Regions from separate parts of the Homo sapiens genome. Here region 1 is linked to region 2. A link is a contact called in ENCODE Hi-C or POLR2A ChIA-PET data. All regions are on one chromosome and are shown on one strand. The core of a region is the stretch at or near the end of the contact, and the rest is flanking DNA. Distances in the headings are between cores, read along the strand shown.

The links. A loop is a pair of places that touch in the nucleus more often than their neighbours do. ChIA-PET counts read pairs that join two places held with the same protein, here RNA polymerase II (POLR2A). Pooled maps may share reads with other maps.
Region 1: a loop to region 2 is called in a pooled map, with 4 times the contacts of the local background. The contact joins two enhancer-like sites. A Hi-C loop is called at or near these places in 3 of 168 maps with a recorded cell type or tissue (endothelial cell of hepatic sinusoid, posterior cingulate gyrus and stomach), 1 of 37 single-sample maps with no recorded cell type and 5 of 50 pooled maps. POLR2A ChIA-PET finds 5 or more read pairs at or near these places in 2 of 52 experiments (K562 and activated naive CD4-positive, alpha-beta T cell).

Annotation. Positions count from the first base shown.
Region 1 is chr10:48,633,101-48,635,800 of GRCh38, forward strand. It overlaps a transcript of ARHGAP22 not described here. Among named protein-coding and RNA genes, the nearest start is that of ARHGAP22, 29 kb to the left of the region's middle. Within about 2 kb of position 1,416, at least 10 of the 41 ENCODE cell types and tissues checked have a DNase peak (open chromatin) inside an H3K27ac peak, as active enhancers do.
Region 2 is chr10:48,550,876-48,553,584 of GRCh38, forward strand. The region is part of intron 3 of ARHGAP22 (Rho GTPase activating protein 22); the gene reads right to left. Among named protein-coding and RNA genes, the nearest start is that of ARHGAP22-IT1, 41 kb to the left of the region's middle. Within about 2 kb of position 1,416, at least 3 of the 41 ENCODE cell types and tissues checked have a DNase peak (open chromatin) inside an H3K27ac peak, as active enhancers do.

The DNA.
Region 1 (2,700 bases), core at 166-2,665, 82 kb after region 2:
TTATGTTGCCTGCTGTATTCCAGTGCCTAGAGCAGTGCCTGGCACAACTCATGTTTGCTGGGTGACTGAATAAATTATCAACCCTTAGGAAACTTTTGAGATCATTTCCCAGGCCTGTCCACCTTTAATGGCCCCAGTCAGCTCTCATTTCTGCAGACAATCTACCTTCCTCTGAGACTCCCAGGTCTGAGGTTTGCAGTGACTGCATGCTGGAGAAGTAAAACTGGGAGAAAGCTCCAAATGTAGGGTTCCTGTGTCCAGAGTCTCCATCATATCACTTGGTTTTCAAAAAATTCCCAAAGGAAACAATTCTCAGCCAGAGATTAACAGTGGCATCTGATTGTTTGTCTGGAAGGGAGTTCCCACTTATTCAGGGTTTACCCTGTGCCTTTCCTTGAACTCTTTTCTTTTAATTAGACATGTAATCCTTATTACAGTCTTGTGAGATATGGCCTATTGTGGTCTCACTTTTACAATGAGGAAATGAAGCAGAGAGATTATATCACTTGAGTAAGGGCATAGAGTAAGCAGGTGGTAGAACCTGGATCCACACCCAGGCCTGGCTTTCTCTAGACTGTTTTTACATTTTGTGGGAAAATGATGCCAGCAGCAGGGAGGGAGGGCTGGCTTTCCCTGTGGACTTTCCACAAGAAAATCCCTGTTGACATCCATCTGCAGAAGGAGATGGGCAGGTTAATAGAGACAGGATCATTCCACGGGGCTAAGAGGAGGAGGGAGCAGAGGGCTGGGCATGGGAGGAGGGAGAGCCTTTCCTAACTGAATGCTGGGCCAAGCTGGCTGCGGGATGCCCTGACTCCTGGAAATCTCTGGGGCAGGTGTCTGAGAGTTGACACCATGGGCATCTATGCCCTATGTTCTCCCTCACCTTCTTCCTGGCCACCAGGATGCTGCTTCCTCCCACGCTTGTTTCTATGATAACTGGCAGGAAGTGTTATCTGCTAGCCAGCTCACCTGTTGAGAGAAGCCAGTTTGCACTAGTAGCTCAGTAGTATCATGGGTAGCTGAATGGGTACTTTCAGATTTGGGTGGCGGATTTGATGGGAGCAGCCAAAAGGTGCCATCAATGTCCCTAAAAGCAGAGGTACTGCTGTGAGTGAGCACTAAAGATGGGTCAGCTCAGATCTGGGTTGAGTCCTGTCTGCCACTAACTAGCTGTGAGCTTTTGGCAAGTCAGTAAACTTCAGATCTTCTGCTTCCTCATCTAGCCAACAGGGAAAAGTGCTCTGCCCCCACAGAGCTGGGCCATAGGAGAGGATAAGCTGCTGGGTGCAGAGGGCGGTGAGCCTGCACTGTGGTTTGCCCATTTCACAACCATTCCCAGAGTCAAATCATTTCTCCCAGATGTGCAGAAACAGAAACCATTGTAGGAAACTGGGTCTCTAAGAAGAGCCGCTGACTCAGCCCTTATTTGGTTCTGTGGCTGGGGGTGGGTGAGCCTGGGCTTCCGCTTGGCTCCCTAGAGGGTAGTGTGGCTGGCAGGGCATCTGTCTAGACACTCTCTGAGGCTCTGCCCAGCCTGTTCTTTGGAATAGACTCTCCTCTGCTTCTCAGGGCTGACAGCTCTGAGCCCAGGAAAGCAAGAGGGCTGAATTGTGTCCCCCGACTCCAGTTCATGATGAAGCCTAACCCCCACCGCCCCATACAGAAAGTGGCTGTATTTGGAGATAGGGCCTTTAAATATCAAAGTTAAAATGAGTGATTAAGTTAAAATGAGGTCATTAGGGTGGGCCCTAGTCCAATATGACTAGAGTTCTTATAAGCAGAGGAGATAAGGACACAGATACCAACTGTGTGAAGACACAGGAAGAAGGTGATATTTACAAGCCAAGGAGAGAGGAGAAAGAAGCTTGCTAACACATTGATCTTAGACTTCCAGCCTCCAGAATGGGAAAAAATACATGTATGTTGTGAAAGCCCTGGGGCCCGAGGTGCTTTGTCATGGCAGCCCGAGCAGACTCATGTACCTGCCCTCCCTCTTCCTCAGTGTGAACAAGGGAATTCCAGCACCCATGGGAGGCTCTTGGAGGCTAGGCTCCTTCTGGGTCCACCGTGAATGAAGCACTTCACCTTGTTTCTGGGCCTCTGTCTCTTGTTGCCCCCACCCCCACTTCTGCACTGGGCCTGGTGTTTCCCTGGACCCCGACTCCCTGTCTCCTCAGGCATGACTAGTTTCATACTCCTCCAAGGTTGGTAAGAGAAAAATGCCTGGGGTTTAGGTTATAGCTTGAAGCACAGCTTTGGGTGCTCCGTAACTTGTCCCAGCCCCTTGGCCAGCTCCAAGTTCAGCCACAGCTGTGGTGAAACGTCCCCTCTTAGGTGAGCCCACTGATGGCTTCCCGCTCCAGGCTCTCAGCCCTCGGCTTTCTCTGAAGCCACAGGGACCCTAAGCCCTGGGCAAACAAATGCAGTCCAGAAGGGCTGGGTGTCCACACCCCTGGGGTTGCCCTCAGCCAAGGGAGAAAGGGGGCCGGGTAACCCCCACCCTCTCCCCTTCCAGGCTTATGGCAGGTGAGTCTGCACTCTTCCCAGAGTCCCTGTGGAAGTGAGTCTTGGGACAGCAGCAACCTTCATTATGCCCCTCACACTGGCCTTCCCTCCTTCCTGGTGTCACTCTTTGCCCCATCAGTCCTGCTTCCTGGCATCACCTCCCAAATAAACCACCTGCACCCAAGCCCTTGT
Region 2 (2,709 bases), core at 166-2,665:
AGGGTCCAGAGTGTGTGCCACTCTTAGTTATTCTAACAGTCTCATTAAGGATCTCTCCAATCCTTAATTCTGTTCCCTCACATCTGGTTCAAAGCTCTTTTTGTGCTGCTCCCCCAGCACTGTGGCCCTCACGGACTGGGGTGTGCTGGCATAGATAGGGGTTGCTTCTCCTAGACTCTTCCCTGAACTGCACCCTGGGCACTGGGGTGGGAAGGAGGCAGAGGGGAAATGTAGACCTTTCTTTGCTTGCCAGGCAAGGTTGCAGTTCCCTCCCTGGTGGACGGTGTTGTGAACTGGGGCAGGGGCACCCTCCCAACCAGCTCCTCTGGGCACTGGGGATCTGTTGTGCGTTCTGACCTCAAATCTCAGCTGACTTCCTGCAGGTGGCATCTTGCCTGTCTGCCCTGCACTATGAGAATTCTAGAAAGTCTGAGGGCCCATGTCATCCTCTTTTCTCCATCAGTGCCCAGGCCTGTGGTCCCACAGAGGCTTCACATTCTGCTCCTCTTGAGAACTGGATGCTTACGGCAGGAGGTGTGCCTGGCAGAACCCCATTTGCCATCAGTCCTCAGTCAGATTTTCCTTGCCTGGGTAACCATGAAAAGCAAATCTTGTGTGTAAGCAACTGTCCAAGCAAGACACAAATGCCAGTCACCCTTTCTCTCAGCCTCCCTTAAACTTTATAAGTGGTTTTCCTGCGTGTCCCCGCAGCTTCAGGGAGGAGACCGTCACCTCTGCCCAAAGCAATTGCTCCCACCTCTCAGTACGCTTTATATACTGACCATGTCGGGAAAGCAGTGGCAGGCCACAGCCACAAGAGGACAGAAGTCCCACTGGCACTAAAGCCCCCTTATAAGAGTGTTTTCTCTGTGTCTTGCTCAGTGGCTGGATGTGCAGGTTCTCAGGTGCTTTTGGAACCAGAGGTGTATGCTGTATCAAGTTCCAAGACCTCCCAGCCCAGATGGGAACAATGCTAGAATCTGTAGGAGGCCCCATATGGCCAGATGTCTGTGTTGGAGGGCAATTTTAGTGTGTGGCTTTGGAAGCCAGATGGCTTGGCCTCAAGCTCCACTCCTATCTAGCTGTGCTGGCTGAAAGGCTGGGGGTGGGCAACAGGGCCTGCACTTTCTGGCCCAGAACTGGCAGATCTCTCCACTAGATGGCACTCACAGTATAATGTTTCCTCATTTTTAATTCTACTTTGAAAACATTGTCATTTTTTATACCGTTGAATTGCACAAATAGAACTATGGCTTAAAATTTACGTAGTTAATTCTAGGCATGACCTTCCTTGGAATTCTGTCACATTTCCAAGAGTTGTCAAGTTTTTCCCCCTCTTGGGGGTGCTGGTTGGAGAGTGAGGGACCCATTGTGGTGTGACCAGTACCACAGGCCAGCACAGGCATAGCCTGGAAGTGATCCGGGGTTTGTCCTCCTTCCTCATATCCTGCCCTGATTTCCTGGCCTAGGCCCAGACCCCAGGCGGGGCTGTTAGGCTCCTTCCTGCGCCTGTTAGTTCACTGCTCACAGAGCCTGCCACCTGGCACCCTCGGAACTGTAGGAGAAGCCCCTTGTCCCCCCAGATGCACTTGCCACCCTTCACCCACCCAGCCTGGATTTCCTCTTGGTCTTTGCACATTTACCCCGGGGGCTGTGCTTGGTGCACACTGGCATGGCCCACTTGGTGATACTTCCTGCTCCTGCCCCCAGGTAACTGTGCTCAGCCTAGTGAGGATAAGTCCTTATTGTGCCTTGAGCTCAGGAAGAAAATGTCCCCAGACTCCCTAATGGCAGAGACTGACCCCTGCTCATCTCAGGGCCCTGCAAGGCTGGCTCAAAGCTGAGGTCACACGAGAGGTTTGCTGAGTTGGATGTGAATGGGTTTCTTGGCCTTCCTGTGACTGCACGTTGCTGTGGTTTAAGGTGGGTTCATCCAATCTTCTTATTCGTTTTTAGCCCCAACATGGCCTATAGCTGAAGCCTCAGTCAGCAACTGCTGTAACAGGAAGCCCACCCTTCTGGGGTCAGGCTGACCTGGGAGGGTCCAGGCTCCTGTACCTGCCAGCTGTTTGGCCTCAGGAGATTCACCTTACCCCTCTGGCCTGACATCTTCATGGGCTGTGAAGGATGGGGAGCTTTGCCAGCTGCAGCCAGAACCAAGCATGAGCTTCGAGTGCAGCCTCCCAGGTCCCATCTGAGCAGGCTGATAGGAAGCATCCTAAATCCGGAGCCCCCAGTGGGAGGGGAGCAGAGGGGACCACTCTTGGGCCCCGGGCAGCACTGGCATTGTGCTCTGCTCTGCAGATAGCTGCGCCGCACTCTGCAAAGGCTGACTGGACCGCTCACCGCCCACCACCCGTCCCGCTCTCCCTGAACTGCTCAGCAGCTGCACAAAGGCTGGAGGGCAGAGATGGGCAGCTCTGGGGAGCAGCTCGCAGGATCTGCAGGAACCTGATGCGCAGGCAGGCTACTGCTGCTGTGCTTGAGACAAAGGAGTTCAGGAACTTTCCTTCCCATAACAAAGTCCTTAGGCCCAGGTGGGGAAAATGCTAGAATCTGTAGGGGTCCTCAGATGGCCAGATGCCTGTGTTGGAGGGCAAGGTAAGTGTGTAGCCCAGAATGTCTGGGCTGAAGCCCCAACTCCGCCACTAGCTGTGTGTCTCTCTGGGGATTCTTTCTAATCTCCACGGTCTGTTTTTGTACAATAGG